Linked DNA regions of Mus musculus: all the other regions are linked to region 3. A link is a loop called in an ENCODE intact Hi-C map of the cell type or tissue named here. Cell type or tissue: heart. All regions are shown on one strand.

Region 1 (5,000 bases), 120 kb before region 3:
AAAGAAAAAGATTTGGGGAAGAGGTGTATACATTGGAAGATGAAGGTTCCATCCTGGTAGTGATAGGATGTGCTGGGGTTGTGTGGACGGTGAGGTGGCTGGATAGCTGTGTCCCATGAAGAACAGACTGGCTAGTGGGAACCGAACTGTATGCTCTCTCTCACAGAATACATCCAGCCAGTGTGTCTCCCTGCTGCGGGACAGGCCCTGGTGGATGGCAAGGTCTGTACTGTGACCGGCTGGGGTAACACACAGTTCTATGGTGAGTTCCAAGCAATACCAGCCAACACCACTAGGAGGGGCTGAATCTGCTCTGGGGGAGGTTCGGTGGACCTCAAAGAGACCCCCAGGCCATGGAGTGGGAACCAGGAGAAAGGGCTTGTTTCCTAATTCTGGTCACCTTACCCATGTCCCCTTAGGCCAACAGGCTATGGTGCTCCAAGAGGCCCGGGTTCCCATCATAAGCAACGAAGTTTGCAACAGCCCCGACTTCTACGGGAATCAGATCAAGCCCAAGATGTTCTGTGCTGGCTATCCTGAGGGTGGCATTGATGCGTGCCAGGTGAGGGACACAGTGGGCAGTCCCCAGGCCTGACACTGTAGAGAAGGAGCTAGGGTAATGGGATCAGGGGCTCCCCACTGGAGTCATGGAGGTCTCTAGTCAGGTGTCCCATCCCCCCATCACCAGGGCGACAGTGGAGGCCCCTTTGTGTGTGAAGACAGCATCTCTGGGACATCAAGGTGGCGGCTATGTGGCATTGTAAGCTGGGGTACGGGCTGTGCTTTGGCCCGGAAGCCAGGAGTGTACACCAAAGTCACTGACTTCCGGGAGTGGATCTTCAAGGCCATAAAGGTGTGTTGCTATGGCGGGGGACTGTCTGGGACCCTAATAAGGAAAAGTAAGAGGGTACTCTGGAGAACAGGTGGATTCCCATAGGCTTCTGGGGATGGGACAAGCGTCTGAGACCTTGGAAGCCTGTGGCTCTTTCCCTAGACTCACTCCGAAGCCAGTGGCATGGTGACTCAGCCCTGATCCCGCCTCATCTCGCTGCTCCGTGCTGCACTAGCATCCAGAGTCAGAGTTGGTCTGGTGGCTCCAGCCCCACGTGGTAGGCTCCACACTGGGCCTCACATGGAATGGTTTCCTGCTCAGATCCAGTCCACGGGTCCAAGGATGCTGGATCCAAGGACTTCTCTTCCACAGTGGCCGGCCCACTCAATCCCAGGGCCATTGGCCTCACCCTCCCACCCCATGTAAATATTACTCTGTCCTCTGGGGGGCGCTCTAGGGAGCCCCTTGTGCAGATGCTCTTTAAATAATAAAGGTGGTTTTGATTAATGGGTCTCTGCGTCTACAAACGGAAGCAGCGGTGTGGACATTTTGAGAGTAGCAGAGAGGACTGAGGGCCTAACACAAATCAAAAAGGGATTGTGACCCTCCCAGTCCCTACCCGTTTGAGAAAACATTTAAGCCGATCCTGGTGGCTGACTCCTGTAGTTCCAACACTTGGGAGGATCTTCACGAGTGAAAAGCTATCCTGAGCTACGTAGTGAGTTCCAGGCAGGCCAGTCTTGGCTGCAGAGTGAGACCCTATCTCAAAAAATAAAAGGAAGGTGGAGGGGGGTGCTAAAATGCCCGAAAGAATCTGACTTTAGGATTGCTCAACCCAACAACTCTCAAATTTCCTTCACTCTGCTAGCTTTCTGCAGACTTTCCCACAACCAGAAGAAACTCGTCCCATTTCTACATAAGTGAGGGTATGTGCAGTGGATCAAGTTCATGATGCCAGTGCGTGCGTGCGTGCGTGTGTGTGTGTGTGTGTGTGTGTGTGTGTGTGTGTGCGCGCGCGCGCGCGTGTGCGTGTGCACTCCTTTTATGAGAACACAAGAGCGGAGGGCGGGGGGGGGGGGAAGCCTGGGGAGACCCAGCTCTGGGTCAGAATTGAGTCGTGTGAACTTGTTGCATTTCCCTGTACCCAAAGTGGTGCCTGGGGCTGGGGGCTGGGGACGCGGGCTGGGCCTTCAGGATCCACATGAGCTGTGTGTGGAAGACTCTTCATAAGAAAATGAGGCGCTGTTTCCAGAGAAAGTGGACGTCAATGTTCGAGGGACAATAAATATGTCTGCTTATGGGCAACAGAAAACAAAACCTTGTGGGGCAGAGAGGGGTGAGTGGCAAGCCTTGTAAGTGCAGCTTGAAGGGCCGTCCCCTCAGAGACCCACCCCTTCCTGCTCTTCCCCTGCCTGCATCTGCAGACCTCTGTAGCAGTGTAGATGGCCACCAGAGGGAGCTGCAGCCCTGGCGCTTGAGAACTTAAGGCTCTTCCCAGACAGGCTGAAAAAGGCCGGCTCAGCGGGACAAAACACTCAACCTATGCCACTTCTCAAAATTTTAAACATTTCTAAATTTATTTTTGCTGGTTTTTTTTTCTTCTTCTTGTTTTGAGGGGGGGGGCTTTTCTTTTTCTTTTTCTTTTTTTTTTCTTTCTTTTTTTTTGGGGGGGGGGGGACAGAGTCTCACTATGTAGCCCTGGCTTTCCTGGAACTCACTGTGAAGATCAAGTTTCCTTTGAACTCACAGACATCCATTTGATTTAGGATTAAGGGCTTTGTCACCCGCATTCAGCCTTTTGGGGGGATTTGGTGGGTAGGAACCCTAACTGGTCTGGAACTCTATGTCACCCAGGCTGGCCTTCAGTGTGTGACAAACCAGCCTCAGGTTTGCCAGTGTGGGTTCCCAGCCTTACCACTGCCAGCTTAAGATCTTAACTGATAAATGTTAGAATACCACACAGCCTGTTAGCCGCAAACAGAAATATCTTCAAAAACACCCTGGAGGGACTCACAGTCCATTTGTCTGGGAAACATTCTAGCCATGAGCACCTGATCCCCCACAGCCTTAGTAAGGTCGATCTTCAACACTGTATTGCCTGCAAAGAGCCCCCCAGTCCTGCATGTCACTCACAGAACACCAATCCGCCACTGCCCCTCAGGGTTTTCCAACATTGTCTCGTCTGTGGCATTTTGGCGGGTCAATCAAATGTTGGCTTGCCAAAAATGCACAAGACTCCCCTAGCATGCTCAAAGTCCTGGGTTTGAATCCGAGCAACACACACACACAACTGTATACAGAGTTGGAGGGAGGCGACCATAAATGTCCCCTTCGTAATTGTCAGCTGAAAAAAGACACCATTCCTGTGCATGGTGCCCTGTGAAGGGTTTGAACAGATTTGTTTTGGAGGAAGGAGAATGCTTGTGCAGAGGGGACAAATGGAGAGGGCATGGCATGGCCCTGAGAGGTGGGAGAGGATTGTGGCCCTCCCTATTCTAAGGGATCTGGTAGAAATTTAGGCATGTATTAATTTATTTTCCATTGCTACAGTGAGACACCCAAGGGTGAATACTTTATTCAGAAATGGGGTATACAAGCTTGGGGGGATTGATCAGTGGTAAGAGTCCTTGGTGTTCTTCCAAAGGACCTGAGTTCAGTTCCCAGTACTCAGACTGAGAACTCCTGTTAACTCCAGCTCTGGGGGATACAGCGCCCTCTTCTGGTTCCAGGAGCACATGCACTCATGTACACACACACACACAAACACACACACACAGAATTAAGAAAACAAATTTTAAGAGGTGTAAGCAGGACAGGATGCAGCACTCAGGGTATTGAAGTAGAAGGATCAGGAGTTTGAGGCAAGCCTGGGATACATAGAACCTATCCCAAAACAGAGAGGGGAGAGAAGACTGTCTTCCGCAGCACAGTAGGCTGGAATTCCAATAGCAATGAAGCCCATGAACACCCACAGTGACCAGTAATGCTTCAGAGGGGCCTGTGGGGAAAAGATCACAGGAGTAGACTGCACTCAGCAGGGGCTAGTTCTGCCCTTTCTGGAATAAGCATTCTCTTGGGCCCCATCAGAATATATTGATTCCACTTCTGCTGGCTAGTGCTATGTCAACTCCACACAGGTTAGGGTCATTTGGGATGTGGGAACCTCAACTGAGAAAATGCCCTTATCAGACTAACCTGTGGAGAAGTCTGCAGCTCATTTCCTGGATTGATAATTGATATGGGAAGGCCTGGACCACTGTAGGCCATACCCATCCCTAGACAGGTCGTCCTGGGTGGTATAAGAACGAAGCTTGGGCAAGCCATGAAGAGCAAGCCAGTAAGCAACATTGCTCTGCTTCAGGGGCCTCAGCTTCAGTCCCTGTGTTCAGGTTCCTGTCCTGACTCCCTCGGGGATGGAGTATGAGCTGAGTGTTGTAAGATGAAGTAACCCTTTACTCCCCAAGTTGCTTTTGGACATGGTACAAATAGGAACTACTGCAGCAATAGGAACCCTAAGACACCTTTCTCCCAAACCCTTGCTCTGGGCTCTGCCTTTTTGTTTGCTTGTTTGTTTTTGTTTCTTCAAGACATGATCTCACTGGGTAGCCTTGGCTGTCCTGGAACTCACTCTTTAGATCAGGCTGGCCTTGAACTCACAGAGCTCTACCTGCCTCTGCCTCCCAAGGGCTGAGATTAATTGTTTGGGTTTTTTTAAAGATATATTTATTTTATGTATGTTAGTACACTGTAGCTGTCTTTAGACACACCAGAAGAGGGCGTCAGATCCCATTATAGATGGTTGTGGTTGCTCAGGACCTCTGGAAGAGCAGTCATTGCTCTTAGTCACTGAGCTATCTCGCCAGCCCCAAATGCTAGGATTAAATGTGTATGCCACCAGCTGGAAAAGAAGCTGCTGGCTGTCAGTTGCCATAAGTCAGCTGTCCTGGCACAGCTCTGACACTTGCTGTGTCCCCAGCAGCTCAGCCCTCACAAAGAAGCAGGCAGACTCCCTGGTTTGCCAGGAGAGATGGAGCCTAGCTGACAGAGCAGAACCAGGGGCTTCTTGGATGTAGCCCCTGCCTCTGAGAATGACACCTAGGGACTGAGCAGGGACAGCATCCAACACTCACCTCGCCGGGCCTCCCAGCTCAGGCTTCCTGAAGTGAAG
Region 2 (5,000 bases), 76 kb before region 3:
CAGGCGGTAGAACCTCCACCTGACTCCAGGAAACTCAGCCAGGTTCTGCAGTTGATGGGAGGAAGGAGGGAGAGGGGTTTGGAGGGAGGGAGGCAAGGGGCCCAGTGCCAGGGTGGGATAGTGGCGAGAGCTTGCCACTTACTCTTTTCACCCCCGCAGAGCCCCCTTAGCACCTGACACCTCTCCCCACCCAGATGCTCGCCTGTGACCACCCCCAGCGTTCCCTGCATCAGCCCTGCCTTTCGGACACCCCTTGCTGCTCAGACCTCTAATAAAACTCGGTTTTCCTTCTTGATAGCGCTTGGTTGATATCAGTGCCTCTTGTGCGAAAACTCGGGAGCCCCCTTGGCCCCGGCAGGGGGCGCCCCCACCCTTGGGGAAGGGGCGGGGACGTCAGCAGTGGGCGGGGGCGGGGGCGGGGGGATGGCTTGGACGGGGGCGGGCTCTTCGGGCCCCCATTGGCTATAGGCCCCCACTCTACCAGGGCTCCCCCCACCTTACCCCACCACATCAGTCTGTCCTGCTTCCAGCTGCTGCAGCCGCGCCTTCGCTGCCTCAGCATTCAGCAACCCCCTGCTCAGGCTCAGCATGGCCACCCCAACCCAGAGCCCCACAAACGGTGAGCGTCGCTTGGGGAATGGGTGCTAGGAAAGAGGTGGGGGAATCTAGGAGCTTAGGGGACAGGATGTAGGAAGAATCCCATACGGAAAGGAAGACGAAGGGGAGAGAATCTGCCCCTATCATGGGCGGAGGCCCATGAGCACATTCTTTGACATCCCTTGGGGTTTCTTGAGCACCCTCTCCCAGGAGATATCCTCCCTGTGCGGGACCTATGATTAGAGAGTGACAGTCCCAAGAGAAAGGATGCGCGGACAGGTTGCCATGGCAACCGGGTGCCTGGTCCAGCACAGCGGTGGAAGAGATGGGGTTTAAAGGTGGGAGCTGAGGGATCTGCAGCCAGAAGAGGTTCTGGAAGACTTCAGCACTCCGAGATGGGCCAGCTAAGGGGGGATTCATTATCTCATGTTTGCCTAGTATAGTGTGGATATTTACTAAATTCCTTGACAGGCAGACATGCTAAGGGACAGAGGGACGATTAAAGGGAGAGAGAAGAGGGTGATGGTGGTGGTGGTGATGGTGTGACCAGAGATGGACTAAGAACGCCTGAAAGAGACAGAGACCAAGAGATACAGGAGAGACAGAGGCACAAAAATCCAGGTAGCAAGCTTTCAGAGACGCATAGTTGGGAGGAGACAGACAGACAAACAGATGGACAGACAGAGGAAGGAAGAAGGGCTGAGATAGAGGAACATAGACAAGTATGGAGGGAGGGGGAACGGGTGGGGCTGCAGCACTGCAGTGAACCTGCATGGTGGGGATGGAATGTTGGGGACCCCCCTCCCAGCCCACATGCACTTATGGTTTCATCCTGGAGATACATTTGTCTCCCCGCATCCAGCCGCACTGGGTTTACACTTCACACCCATTAACCCAGATTTGCGTTCATGTTCACGGGCTTAAACACTCTCTGACTCCGTGGTTTCCTGATCTTCCCCCTCTGTGTGTGGTCCTCTGTGGACGAGCTAGGGGGATGCTTGAACGAGGCTGGGTGGGGGGCAGGGCAGAGGACTGGGGGTTGCTGTGGAGTCCCTGATGATGGAGGAAACCCTAATTCCACTCTTACAGCACCTTTCCTCTTTCCCAGCAGGCGGGGTTGGGGGAGGGGGACTGCTGTGCGGAGCCCTAGCTGCAGATTCCCAGGCAGGGCGCGCGGGGGGGGGGGGGAAGAGGGGCTGCAGAGTCTGGGAGCCACCCCAGAGAGAGGGGGTAGGGCTGAGCCAGCAGGTCTGGCGGGAGCCCAGGGCTTCTTTTCGCAGAGGTGGTGGTTAGCAAGATCGATGGCAGCAGACGGGTAGAGGTGGGAGGGCAGATGCCTCGCCAATCCCCTTCTCCCTGTCACAGGCTGACAGGGGACCGCAGGACTTGGGAAACCCCGGGGGAGGGAAAGCTCGGGTGCATTCTTCTTCCCCAGCTTACAGAAACAAATTAATAAATTGTTGAGGGAAAGAAGGGAGATGCGGCTCTTGCCAGAGAGCGGGAGAGAGAACAGAATGGGGATGTGGCCATACCTGGGTCTAGGTCCCTATTTTGGGGAGTGAAAACACTCAGGTTGGCCAGAAGCCAGGTCTCCAGGTGCAAAGAGGGGAGGTAAGATTGCCCAGTTCCAAAACATCACACAGGACCCCACCCAGCCTGGAATACCAGGACCCCACCACCTCGAAAGATGCCCTGGTTTCCATAGCAACCACCTCCTTCCTGATCTCTCCCTGGCAGCTCGCCAAGAGTGGTGTACATTGCTTTTCCTGCCTCCTGGCTCCACCCGTTACTCAGCCACACCCTAAAGACTGGGACTGCTGTGGACAGGGGGATCCTCAGAGGATTTTTGGAGGAGCCCAGCAAGATGCTGGGACAAGCATCTACCTGGACAAGGAATGTATGGGAAAACAACACCTCCATCTTTGGTGCAAATACCTGCAACCTAGGAGGTCCTCTCATTCATTCATTCATTCATTCATTCATTTGCTCACTCATTCATTCATTCCAGAAAACTTCTTGCGAACCAGACTGAATGGCAGAGACCAATTTGCCCACCCTCTGGTGGTGACACTAAGGTGCAGCACAGGTGACTCTCAGACACTGGGTACCAGCTGTATGCTTCTGAGGTTTGCCCTACTAAAATGTTCCTTTTGCTGATGTTTATCTAAGACTTTTCCTCCAGAGAATCGACTTCTTAAAAAAAATACTAGTGAGTTTTATTTTTTTACCACCACTATAAGTGGAAAATTTAGTATTTTTTTTCTCTCTTGCCCTAAAGTGAGGCAAGAAGCAGGTGTGGTCATCCATGCTTGTAATCTCAGCACCCTGGTGGCAGAGGCAAGAGGAATATGAGTTTAAGACCAGCCTGGATTCCATAGTAGGACCTTTTTACAAAGAGCAAAACTAAATCACATTCCCCAAACAACAACTCATTTGGCAAATATTAAAGAGACATCAACACTAAACCAGGAGACCTGGGAAGACACACCATACAAACCAGAGCTAGTTTTGGTCTTGTGTCATACCAGACTGTATCAGTCAGTTTAGGCTCCAGGTAGCACTGGTAACAAATAGAACCAAAAGCCCAGTGGAGGCAGGCCACTAATGTCATTGCTCACTTATGAATGTGCAGGAGGCCTCTACATCCCTAAGACAACTAAAGCACTCACAATCTTGAAAGTTCATTGGTCAGATCCAAAGACAAGGCCCCACCCAGCCCCAGTAGAACCCAGAAGTGGGGGGGGGGGGCAACAAAGCCATTACCCAGCTCCCTTTCTTGTGGCACAAGCTGCAGAATTCTGCTGTCACAGGACAGAAAGTGATACGAGCTGCAGGAGGAAGCTGACAGCTACAGGGTGGATATCCATGGTACCACTGTGTAGTCCTGGCTGGTCTAAAACTCACTTATGCAGATCAGGCTGGCCTCGAACTCACAGAGATCCACCTTCTTATGCTTCCCTAATACTGGGATTAAAGGCATGTGCTCCCGTGACTGGCCAGAGTGGGCATCTTATACGGGAAGGATTTTTTGAGTTCCCCCTCTTCCTGGCAGGGTCTCATTGTAGCCCAGGCTGTCCTTAATATCACTCTTATCTCCTTCTTCCTAGAGCTGGGGTATAGATGTTGGCCACCAGCTCTTTTCGGGGCTGCTGGAAGGGATTTAAAGCAAAGGTGAAAGGTGAAAAAGGGTTACACAGGCACTCATGATTGTGCTTGTGCATGTTCACGCGCGTGCACACACAGTTACTTTCTAAGGTTAGTGGGAATCCACTAAGGGTCTTCTGTTTCACATGATGGAGAAGATTCATTTACAGAAGAGAACAGAGTTGCCACAAGATTGATCCCGACTCACATATGTTTCAGTATAGCTGCCCATACTGCATTTGGTAACAATCAAAGCAGGTAGGAGAGCAGGTGGCAGCCTCATGACCTCAGGGGCCCTTGGACTAGGAAGGTTGAGGGAGTCTTCATGGAAAGCCAATGCATCTATTGGTAGTCCTTTTGTGAGACTGGGCTATCATAGGTCCAGCATGGTGTGTGTGTGTGGGGGGGGGGTGTGTGTTGGTTGTGTTGTGTGTATTTGTGTGTTGTGTGTGTGGCATGGCGTGTGGAGGTGTGTGTAGTGTGTGTGGTGTGTATTTGTGTGTTGTGTGTGCTTCTGTGTTTGGGGGGGTGCGTGCGCATGTGGTTCATAGAATGACTCTAAGGCACGTACCAACTCTCCTAGGGGTCTAGGAGCAGGACAGCTGGGTGGGTTGTGCACCACACAGGGCAGGGTACTGGTTGATGGAGTTAATGGGCCTGATGAGCATCCTATGAGCTCTACGGAGAGGCGGTACTGTCCAGCAGCAAGGAATCTCCTATGCCAAGTCCTATAAAGCAGCACTTGGTCCATCTTGCTCCTCAAAGATGTTCAGAAAGCCAGTGCTGAAACATGTTTCTCCCTGTTCTCTTCCCCTGTCTTCTTCCCCACAGTTCCTGAAGAAACAGATCCTTTTTTCTATGGTGAGTGTTGGGTCTTGTGCCTGGGATAACCTAATGCTGGGATGGAGGGGTGGTTTCTACTGAGACTACCATACCACAGCTATGTGGCTGTAGCTAGGGCTCACTGAGAAGGGGTCTGTGGAGGGCAGAGGCAGACTGGGGAATGGGGTTGGCCTCCTACCTTCTGCAGCCCCTGATGAAGGCTGTGAACCTCATAAAGCCTGTTTTTTCCTTGGGTTCAGGGTAGAGATTAACTGGGGTTTGCAAGACTCCCTCTTTAGAGACTAACAAGAGACCTGGGAAGGGCAAATGCATTCGTTATATCAGCGCTCGATGGACTGTGACAGTCAGGCTAGGCTGCTGCCTGCCTCAGTAACAAATAGTCCTCAACATGTCTGTGGATTACGACGAGGACTATG
Region 3 (5,000 bases):
AGGCCAGAGGGCTTTCAAGGGGTTTTGGTTATGTAGGACCTCAGAGGAACAGTTCAAAATTATTTGGCAGAGCATTTCATCAGGGTGGAGGTCACAGTATTTATAAGAGGTGGAACATGCACAAGAAATGTGTCAAATCATGATCAAACGCCAGTTTTATAGAAATCGGGAATGACCTTGTAACAAGATGGCTCTTAATTCTTTTCTGAAGATTTATTTATTATATGTAAGTACACTGTAGCTGTCTTTAGACACACCAGAAGAAGCCATCAGATCTCATTACAGATGGCTGTGAGCCACCATGTGGTTGCTGGGATTTGAACCCAGGAGCTTCGGAAGAGCAGTCAGTGCTCTTAACTGCTGAGCCATCTCTCCAGCCCAGCTCTTAATCTTAAGATGGCATCATGCTGGTCCACCACTGGGACATGGGACCCAGGTAGCAGGACTACAACTGTGTCCTTAGGTCTATATTGTCCCTGTCCTCTTCCTGTCTGCCTCTCTGTGTCCTGGCCTCCATGAAGCAAGCACTGAACTTGGTTCTGTGCCTCTCCCACCATGCAATGCAAGCCCCAGATGATGCAGCCTGCCAGCCGTGCCCAGAAACCTTTGAAACCATGAACCAAGATTTAAACAAATAAGCAAACAACACCCGTTTCTCACCGGCTGGCATGTGTCACAGAGATGGAAAGTACCTGACATGGGAATGGGACAAGGGCTTCATGTCCATTGGAAGGGGGAGGGAGAGGTCCTGGTCTCTACTGTTTCTGAAGTCCAGTGGGAAGCCATGATGAGGGCCTCCTCTCCTGTAGTAATAAAGACTCTCCAGTCATCAACAAACCGTCCCCTTGGTGTAGCTGGGACCTACTGACTGGGACAGCCTAGATCCCATAACCTAAGAAACCCATTCTGGAATCTTAGCTTCGAAACTCTATTCTTTTCTCACTCTTTTATGCCCAGCATTGGCTAGTGGAGAGTGCTCCTCCTCAAGGGCCCCACAGATGCCATCTGAAATATTTGCTGTGGCAGGAGAAGGGGGCGGGGTCTTGTTCCACACACTGGCTATTAAATGTTCTGGCCTGGGAGGGGGGACCCTCCTCACTTTTGCTTATATGCTACTCGGTATAACTGACAGGATAGCCCCAGCTAACTGCAGAAGGGCCAGGAAATGGAGGGATGGAATATTTGCTAAGCAATGTTGTCTTTGGGACGGAATAAGATAGGTGGTAAAAATCTTATTAGTAAAATATCAGATGACAGTAAATGGTTTGAAGGGAGGAAAGTGGGCGAGAGAAGTTGGGGATAAGCCTGCCCTGGGGTATATGCTGAGATTCTACTCTCAAGAGTTCTACGTGGAAGACGTTATCTTTGGGGATGGTAAAAATGTTGAATGAAAGTGATTAGTGTGGGTTCTAATCAAAAACAGATTCTTTTTTTCCTACGTTGGAGATGATGACCAAGTTTTAGGTATTGATAACATATTGATAATAATGACATCTACAAAACACAAAGTAACACATGCAACTGGTTTAGGATTACAAGTGGTAAAAATGACGGCAGTGGCGATTTCCTCTATTTTTTAAACCATGATTTTTAAGCCACATGGGAACAGGGTGAAATTTTATGAGACGCCTTTGCCTTTAAAAGCGGCCGTAGGGGAAATGGTAGCAGGTGTCCGCAACAGGAAGGGAATTCTGGTAGCTAAGCCTGCCATATGTGAAAACCTGATCCAGGACCAGCTAGGCCAGTATGGCTGAAGTCAACTAAGAAAAGTTGGCTGGGGAAAGTCAATCAGGCCAATGTACTTTGAATTTTGCTTGAGAGGGAACACAGCAAAGTTCTGAGCAGAAGAATGTGACCTGACACCATTTACAAAACAGAGAAGAAAATGGTAGGAAAATGGTAGGTTCCCAACTCACCAAGCAGTGGCCAGTTCAGTCTCCCAGAATGCGTTTCCTCTCGGCGCCACCAGGGAGCAGCAGTGTTGCGCTGAGAAGGAGGAGAGCTACGGGCCGCGCCCGGGGTGCAGGTGAGGCCTGGGAACCTTTGATCCGAAACAGATCTGTTGGTCTCCAGTCTTGGCTCAGAGCCTTTAATCATCAGAACTTCGAAGGCCTGACCAAGAGCGAGGGATACCCGAGCGGGAGGTGGAAAAGAAACCACAAGTTAGGAAATAAGGGAAGTAGGGAAACTGCCTAAGTACGACTGCAACTTTTTAAGAGGTGCAGTCCCCACGAGCGTCCCCTAGGGGGCCAGAGCATCTTTTCTAGTGCGACCTCATTGATTCCTCGAATCATTCAAATGTGGAGCCCAGAAAGACCGCAGCACTTCCCCCACCAGGGCGAGAGTGGGAAGGCAGGCTGCGTCACCGACATTCCCCTGGCAGCTGGGACCTGGCTCTGCTTGGCACCTCCCTACAGGGCGCACCTAGGCGGGTCCATCGGCTCCCGGGACAGGGGTGTGGACCAGCAGCGAACAGGTGCGCACAAGGCCCGGCCCCTCTCGGCAGGTGGAGCACGCCCAGAGGGTCTCTGTCCTCAGGGAGTTCAGTCCTTTCAACTTTGACTAGAGCAACAGGTGGCTGCACAGGTCGCCTATGGTGCAGACGCCCTCCTGGCAAAGCGGTCACTTGGTTCAGGCCCTGGAGGCAGGAGCGCACCTGAGTCAGCCCACTTCCGGGGAGGGAGGCCCGCAAGGCCCGCCCCCGCCGCCCACCCCCAAGTCCAGCCCCCGGGCTCCCACCCTTGTGTACCTGGGCGGTTCCATTCCCGGGAGTGCGCAGGGGGTAGAGTGACCCAGAGAGCCACCGCGCGCCGGGTCAGTTGTCTTCGGGAAGCCGAAGGCATGAGCTTCGTCCAAGTTCATTTTGTAGGTTAGAACTCCCCCAGTGCGAGGAAAATGGACTTGGAATAGGGGCCGGGCGCAGCACGCACCCTTCTCGGCCCTGGTGCTCGCCGCGCCCCCTACTCTCTGGATACTTGGGAGGGGACGCGCGGGCACCGTCGCTGCTAGACGGCCGCGATGGCGCCGGCGGCCAGCGCGTGTGCTGGGGCGCCTGGCTCCCACCCGGCCACCACGATCTTCGTGTGTCTTTTTCTCATCATTTACTGCCCAGGTAAGGATTGGGGTCCCTGGTGCTGTGGGACGGCGGGAGGGCGCTACCGGAGGTGGATGGAGGGCTGTGGTTCTCACCGGCCTTGGAGGACCCGAAACCAAGTGGTGGGGAGTCGTGAGTGATGGTTGGTGCGGGAGTGCAGATTAAAGATCTCCAGAACCCGCCTGGTTGAGGAGACCCCTGTGTGCCCAAGGAAGGGAGTTTCTTGTGGCGCCCAGTCCGGTCCTCCGCCTTTGTCGGAGATAACAGGAAGTGAAAACTCTGGGGATCTTAAGGCTGAGCGCTGTATGGAGAAGGGGACCCTTTGTGGTCAGGAGCAAGGCCTCCCGATCGTGAGATAGGCCTGCCATTGGGATCTTGGACGCACCTCAAGATTTCTAAGTGTTGGGGTAACGGGGAGAGGTCATTCCCGGACTGGATCAGGCCAAGAGCTCGAGAAACAGTGCCCTGGCTTGGAGTGGGTGTGGAATTGGGGACTCCCCACCCCACCTACATCCCTGGTATCTGTAGAATGGACTTTTGAACCTTAAGTCATCTTCCGCCTAGATTGTTGAATGTTAGCTTAAGTGGGGGCCTAGGGGTTCCATCTACATTTGGATGTGCATTTTGAAGAGTCTCTGGGTAGGAGGATGTGGACAGAATATTCTAGGGACCTAGCCCGGATGGCTACATACTTACCACTTTTCAGCCCCGGAGGTGTATAAAATGGGCATGATTATCAGATCTGCCTCGCCAGTCTCGGGGATTAAGGAACAATATGCTAGGTGCTCTGAAAGACTGCATATACTGTCTAAGTGGTGTGGCTCATTGCTGTTGTGGTACCTCCCTGGGTTTATCTATCCCTGCTGACTATACTCTTCTTCTCAGACCGTGCCAGTGCCATCCAGGTGACCGTGCCTGACCCCTACCACGTAGTGATCCTGTTCCAGCCAGTGACACTACACTGCACCTACCAGATGAGCAATACCCTCACAGCCCCTATCGTGATCTGGAAGTATAAGTCGTTCTGTCGGGACCGTGTTGCCGACGCCTTCTCCCCTGCCAGCGTGGACAACCAGCTCAACGCCCAGCTGGCGGCTGGCAACCCCGGCTACAACCCCTATGTGGAGTGCCAGGACAGCGTACGCACTGTCAGGGTGGTGGCCACCAAACAGGGCAATGCTGTGACCCTGGGAGACTACTACCAGGGCAGGAGAATCACCATCACAGGAAGTATGTGGGGCAAGGCGGGAGGAGGCTCTGTGGGTGGTGGGAGTGAGACTGTTTGAGGGTCCTGTCCTAAATGGGCCGATGAAGGAAGGGATCCTTCCATTTACCCACCTGGCCACCCACTCACCCATCCACACATTCATGCATCCATTCACTTGCCTACCCACACATCCATCTACCCACATATCACCTATCCATCCATCTATATCCTTCCATCCCATTATCCTACAATAAAGCCCAGACTGTATACCAAGTTTGTTCTAGGCTCTGGGAACATAGAAATAAAACCATCAAATAACCCTCTTACAGAGTTTAGGGTGTTATAAAGGAGACGGACTAAATACACAGTGTCAAAGGCTTGCAGATAGAACAACAAAAACTGAGTAGAGATTAAAGTGAGGATTTCCTTTATAATACTAAATTGCCAGCAATAAGAAGTAATACTTTAACCAGCTGTTATAGCAAACCTATAACCGCAGCACTTGCAGGGCTGAGGCAGAGGATCTTGAGTTCAAGACCAGCTGTATGCAGTGAGACCCAAGGCCTGCTTTAGTTTGGCCTGGAGTGGGTTAGCTCAGATAGACCACACAGTAATTGAGTAACTCCATTCTATTATTGTCATTTTTTTCAGAGGTCCCTAGAGTCAAGCGTCTTGCTGGAAGTTAACAGCTGAGTTTGA
Region 4 (5,000 bases), 100 kb after region 3:
AGTCAGTCAATCAATCAATTCTGAAGCCACATCATGCTTTGAGGATCATCTCCTTAGAGTTCATTGTTCTCCATACATGTAAGTTTTCACATCATTATTTTATGCTTCATTCACCCATTCATTCACCCACTGAATGAATATTTACTGTGGGGCCTGGCATGGTGCTACATACATTTAAACCCAGCATGCATGAGGCAGAAGTAGGTGGAGTTCTGTGAGTTTGAGGTTAGCCTGGTCTACATAGTGAGTTCTAAGCCAATCAGACCCTACCTTAAAACAAACACCCAAGCTTGTGAATTGATTGGGTGCCAGTCTTGTCTTGAATGCCAGCTTAGGCTGAGCACACAGGTTCTGCCTGTGTGGATTAACAGTTGAAATGGAATAGACACATAAGAAACATAGAACAGAATTGCCAGGAGGAGATATGTATATTAATAGAAAAAGAGGTCTGGGTAGATAACTCTGAATTTGTCTAGCCAATCTAATAAACCCCCTTTGAATTATTTTTTTTAAAGCTTAGTACTATGTGATATACTGATTATTCAATTTTAAAAGACTTTTAATTTTTTATTTGTATGTGTGTGAGTGTTCTGCCTGAATGTATGCCAGTGCACGGATCACAAGAATGGTGTTTGTGGAGCCCAGAAGAGGGTGTTGGATGCCCTGGAACTGGAGTTACAGACAGTCGTGAGCCTCCCTGTAGATGCTGGAAACCCTAGTCCTCTGGAAGAGCAACCAGTGCTCTTAACTGCCGAGCCATCTCTCCAGCCCCATAATATATTTTTTTAAGTACTTAGGAAAGATAGTTCAATGGTTTAGAGCACTTACTGCTCTTGCAGAGGACCTGAATTCAATTCATAGCATCCACACCAGGCAGCTGACAACCACCAAGAGCTGTCTCTCCATGGGATCTGAGGCCGTCCCTCTGACACAGATACACACAAAGAAAAGAAAACAAACTTTTTTTTTAAATGTATTTGCCTTACAAGAATGAGGACTTGAGTTTGAACCCCAGAGCTCACATTCTTTTTTTTTTTTTTTTTTTTGGTTTTTCAAGACAGGGTTTCTCTGTATAGCCCTGGCTGTCCTGGAACTCACTCTGTAGACCAGGCTGGCCTCGAACTCAGAAATCTGCCTGCCTCTGCCTCCTGAGTGCTGGGATAAAAGGCGTGCGCCACCACACCCGGCTCAGAGCTCACATTTTAAGCGTTGAATGTAAGCAGCGTGTGGTGTAATCCTAGCACTTGGGAGGCAGAGGCAGGTGGATCTGAGTTCGAGGCCAGCCTGGTCTACAGTGTGAGTTCCAGAAACCCCCGTCTGGAAGAACAAAAAGCCAACAAAACAAAACAAAACAAGTTGGGTATGGTGGCCTTTGCTTGTTGTCTCAGCCGTGGGGAGGCAGATCCGGGTGGATCCTTGGGCTGGTCTAATAGAGCTCCAGATCAGCGAGAGACCTGGTCTCAAAAAATGTAAAAACAAGATGGATGGTTTCTGAAGCACAACACCCATGGCTGTCCTCTGACCATAGTCACCTGCGCACTCGCGGGCGCGCACAAATACCTCAAAAACCGGTCAAAAGGAGGCGGGTGATTAGAAGGATAGAGACTCATGTGAGGAAGGTGCAGACCTCAGCTGACATGATAGAGAACAGGCAAAGAAGTTCCCATGGAGAGAAAGAAATAAGCACAAAGGTCCTGAGGGGGAGCATCGTGTACCCACGGCAGTGGCCGAGGACCGGAGAGGAGTGTGGGTCAAGCCTGAGCCTTTTCAGCTAAGCAGGGAAAGAAGTAGAGAGGGCTGGTCCCCTGGGCTGTACAAGCCCAGTGGATAGACAGCTTCAGTGCCAGTCTTTGACGATGCTAGGGATACTCGGGGTGCCGGCAGAGACAACAAGGGTAGGGGACAGGAGAAATGAGAGTAGGCAGACAAGTGAGGAGCTGGGGCAGTCACCTGGGTGGACATAGGAACCACAGATGTGCGTGCTACTGCTGTCGGAATAACAGTGCAGCCACCGAGCATTCCCTGTGCTCTCCGCAACTGCTTCTCGTTTCCCGCAGATACCCCGAAGCTGGAGATCAAGGTCAATCCCACAGAGGTGGAAAAGAACAATTCTGTGACCATGACATGCCGGGTTAACAGCAGCAACCCGAAACTCAGGACCGTGGCGGTGTCTTGGTTCAAGGATGGGCGCCCCCTAGAGGATCAGGAACTGGAACAGGAACAACAGATGTCCAAGCTAATTCTGCATTCAGTGACCAAGGACATGAGAGGGAAATACCGGTGCCAGGCTTCCAACGACATAGGCCCAGGAGAGTCGGAAGAAGTGGAACTCACGGTGCACTGTGAGTTTCCTTGAAGCTGGTGAGGGAGGTGCGGAGTTAGCAGGATCCTCAAGGGATGATACCAGAGGTTCAGGTGGCTGCCTGCCCACATTAGCAGGCTCTGCTCACCTGTCCTGTGGCCATACATTCTTTCAGATGCTCCAGAACCCTCCAGGGTTCACATCTACCCTTCCCCCGCTGAAGAGGGACAGTCAGTAGAGCTGATTTGTGAGTCACTGGCCAGTCCAAGTGCAACAAACTACACCTGGTATCACAACAGGAAACCTATACCTGGAGACACCCAAGAGAAGCTCCGCATCCCTAAAGTCTCCCCGTGGCATGCTGGGAATTACTCTTGCTTGGCAGAGAACCGTCTGGGTCATGGAAAGATAGACCAGGAAGCTAAGCTGGATGTCCATTGTGAGCGGCCAACTGACTTCTGGGTTTTGGAGGAAAGAGGGAAATAAGGAAGGCAAATAGGGAGGGTGTAGGGGTGAGGGGTTGTGGGAGTGAGGGGGTGTAGTGGGTGTTGAGTGTGTTGGGGTGTGGAGGTATAGGGAGTGATGGGTGTGGAGGTGAAGGGGTGTACTGGGTGTAGGATGAGGGGGTGGGAGGGAGTTTGGAAGACAAGCCACCAGGCACCTGGAGCTTCACAGCTGCATTCTAGACAGTGACCAAGAGCCTCAGCTTATGGCACTTACTTAGTAGATGTTTGTTGAATGAATGAATGAATGAATGAATGAATGAATGAATCTCACCAGCCTGGTGGCCCAGATCTGTCATCCCAGCTACTGGGGAAGCTGAAAAATCACAAACGTGAGGCCTGCCTGGGCAGCAGAGTAAATTCAAGTTCAGCCTAGGCAACTTAGTAAGACTGGCTCAAAAGTAGAAAGAGGACCAGAGATGTAGCTCAATAATAGAATACAACCTACAATATACCAGTAAGGTACTCAGCAACCAAACACTAGTCTGGAATCCCCCAGTGAGGGATCTGGGGGCATGGCTCAGTGATAGAGCCCCTGCCTAGAATCTCCCAGTGAGGGGCTGGGGGCATGGCTCAGCGGTAGAGCCCCTGCCTAGAATCCCCCAGTGAGGAGCTAGGGGCGTGGCTCAGTGGTAGAGCCCCTGCCTAGAATCCCCCCAGTGAGGGGCTGGGGGCATGGCTCAGTGGTAGAGCCCCTGCCTAGAATCCCCCAGTGAGGGGCTGGGGGCGTGGCTCAGTGGTAGAGCCCCTGTCTAGAATCCCCCAGTGAGGGGCTGGGGCCGTGGCTCAGTGGTAGAGCCCCTGCCCAGAATCCCCCAGTGAGGGGCTGGGGCCGTGGCTCAGTGGTAGAGCCCCTGATTAAAATCCCCTATAGAGAAGTTGGGGGTTTGGCTCCCTTGGTAGAATACTTAGCACACATACAGCTCTGGATTCATCCAGCCCCGCATAAAAGAAACAAATGTAGTGGCACATACCCGAAATCTCAGCACTTAAGACACAAGGCAGGAGGATCATAAATTCAAGGTCACCTTGGCTCTATAGCAAGTTTGAGGCCTGCCTGGGCGATGTGAGGCATGGAGATCTAACATTCGTAGGCAACGGGTGAGGCCCTGAAGAAGTCCTGATAGATCTGAGAGCCAGAGGGACCATCTCACCATTCTGCCCCACTGTTTGGCATTCCTCGGCACTGCACAGCTTGCCTTGGAGATGCTTCCAGGATAGTGTTTGTTGGGTACCTAGTGGCTTGGATACAGACAGGGCTACCCATACTCTGAACATCTGAACAGCAGTAGTATCACACCACTGGCTGCTCTAAGGATATCCTTTGGGAAGATTCTAGAAGGCTAGGTGCCCAACTTGATAGGGGTCTACAGGCCACCATCACACAGCTTTAAACAGCATGGGCTCTGCTTCACAGGTGCAAGAGGGGACAGGAGAGGGGACAGGAGAGGATGCATTCAGGGACAATGTGAAAAGGTTCTGTGAAAACCAGCCTTGCAACTGGCCCAGGGTGGTGCAAGTCGGCCTTTTCGCTTATTCAGGGGCTATTCAAGTTCAAGGCTGACCTGTGCAAATTAAGAAGACTGTGACTCAAAAATAAAAGGTTAAAAAAGAAAAATAGGGAGCCGGGTGTGGTGGCACACACCTTTAATCCCAGCACTCGGGAGGCAGAGGCAGGTGGATTTCTGAGTTCGAGGCCAGCCTGGTCTACAAAGTGAGTTCCAGGACAGCCAGGGCTACACAGAGAAACCCTATCTTGGAAAAAAAAAAAGAAAAAGAAAAAAAGAAAGAAAGAAAGAAAGAGAGAGAGAGAGAGAGAGAGAGAGAGAGAGAGAGAGAAAGAAAGAAAGAAAGAAAGAAAGAAAGAAAGAAAGAAAGAAAGAAAGAAAGAAAGAAAGAAAGAAAGAGAAATAGGTTAGGGCTAGTGATATAGTTCATTCAGTGGTAGAACTCTTGCCTAGCCCATGTAAGACCTCACGTGTGGTGTCTGGTGCTTGCAAAGGGAAAGAAAAGAAATCATTCTTTGCTTGCCTCTCCATCTTTGCTTGCCTCTCCATTCTACCCTAAGATGCTCCCAAGGCGGTGACCACAGTGATTCAGAGCTTCACACCAATCCTGGAAGGAGACAGTGTGACCCTGGTCTGTAGGTACAACTCCAGCAATCCAGACGTCACCTCCTACAGATGGAACCCTCA

What was found. A loop is a pair of places that touch in the nucleus more often than their neighbours do. Peaks named below come from ENCODE experiments on the same cell type or tissue, not always from the same donor. Only the 100,000 strongest peaks of a DNase experiment are listed, where the experiment ranks them.
Region 1: it touches region 3 in a loop (2.5-fold over the local background); 6 of 42 quality-filtered maps call a loop at or near these places.
Region 2: it touches region 3 in a loop (2.3-fold over the local background); 7 of 42 quality-filtered maps call a loop at or near these places.
Region 4: a loop joins it to region 3, with 12 times the contacts of the local background. A loop is called at or near these places in 11 of 42 quality-filtered maps.

What each region holds. Positions count from the first base shown.
Region 1 is chr7:31,095,068-31,100,067 of GRCm38, reverse strand. Hpn (hepsin) reads left to right here. Exons shown (of 14, transcript NM_001110252.2): 11 at 167-262; 12 at 420-562; 13 at 689-853; 14 at 995-1,343. The coding sequence ends at 1,033. Among named protein-coding and RNA genes, the nearest start is that of Hpn, 18 kb to the left of the region's middle. In heart, CTCF peaks have their summits at 279, 1,293 (motif pointing right) and 2,277 (motif pointing right); DNase peaks (open chromatin) are centred at 277, 627, 837 and 2,277; H3K4me3 peaks cover 821 bases; H3K27ac peaks cover 700 bases.
Region 2 is chr7:31,046,975-31,051,974 of GRCm38, reverse strand. Fxyd7 (FXYD domain-containing ion transport regulator 7) reads left to right here and starts at 521. Exons shown (of 6, transcript NM_022007.1): 1 at 521-619; 2 at 4,573-4,602. The coding sequence starts at 589. It overlaps Fxyd1 (FXYD domain-containing ion transport regulator 1), which reads left to right. Exons shown (of 8, transcript NM_019503.4): 7 at 1-42; 8 at 160-297. The coding sequence ends at 10. The region is part of intron 2 of Gm38984 (a long non-coding RNA gene); the gene reads right to left. In heart, CTCF peaks have their summits at 342 (motif pointing right) and 2,679 (motif pointing left); DNase peaks (open chromatin) are centred at 114, 674, 824 and 2,284; H3K4me3 peaks cover 1,616 bases; H3K27me3 peaks cover 4,725 bases.
Region 3 is chr7:30,971,192-30,976,191 of GRCm38, reverse strand. Lsr (lipolysis stimulated lipoprotein receptor) reads left to right here and starts at 2,723. Exons shown (of 10, transcript NM_017405.2): 1 at 2,723-3,112; 2 at 3,980-4,324. The coding sequence starts at 3,019. It also overlaps a transcript of Fam187b not described here. In heart, a CTCF peak has its summit at 2,075; DNase peaks (open chromatin) are centred at 2,001 and 2,331; H3K4me3 peaks cover 1,995 bases; H3K27ac peaks cover 1,626 bases; H3K27me3 peaks cover 2,157 bases.
Region 4 is chr7:30,870,477-30,875,476 of GRCm38, reverse strand. It overlaps Cd22 (CD22 antigen), which reads left to right. Exons shown (of 16, transcript NM_001043317.2): 7 at 2,058-2,342; 8 at 2,478-2,741; 9 at 4,874-5,000. Among named protein-coding and RNA genes, the nearest start is that of Cd22, 7.4 kb to the left of the region's middle. In heart, a CTCF peak has its summit at 2,193 (motif pointing left); a DNase peak (open chromatin) is centred at 2,226; H3K4me3 peaks cover 300 bases; H3K27me3 peaks cover 3,364 bases.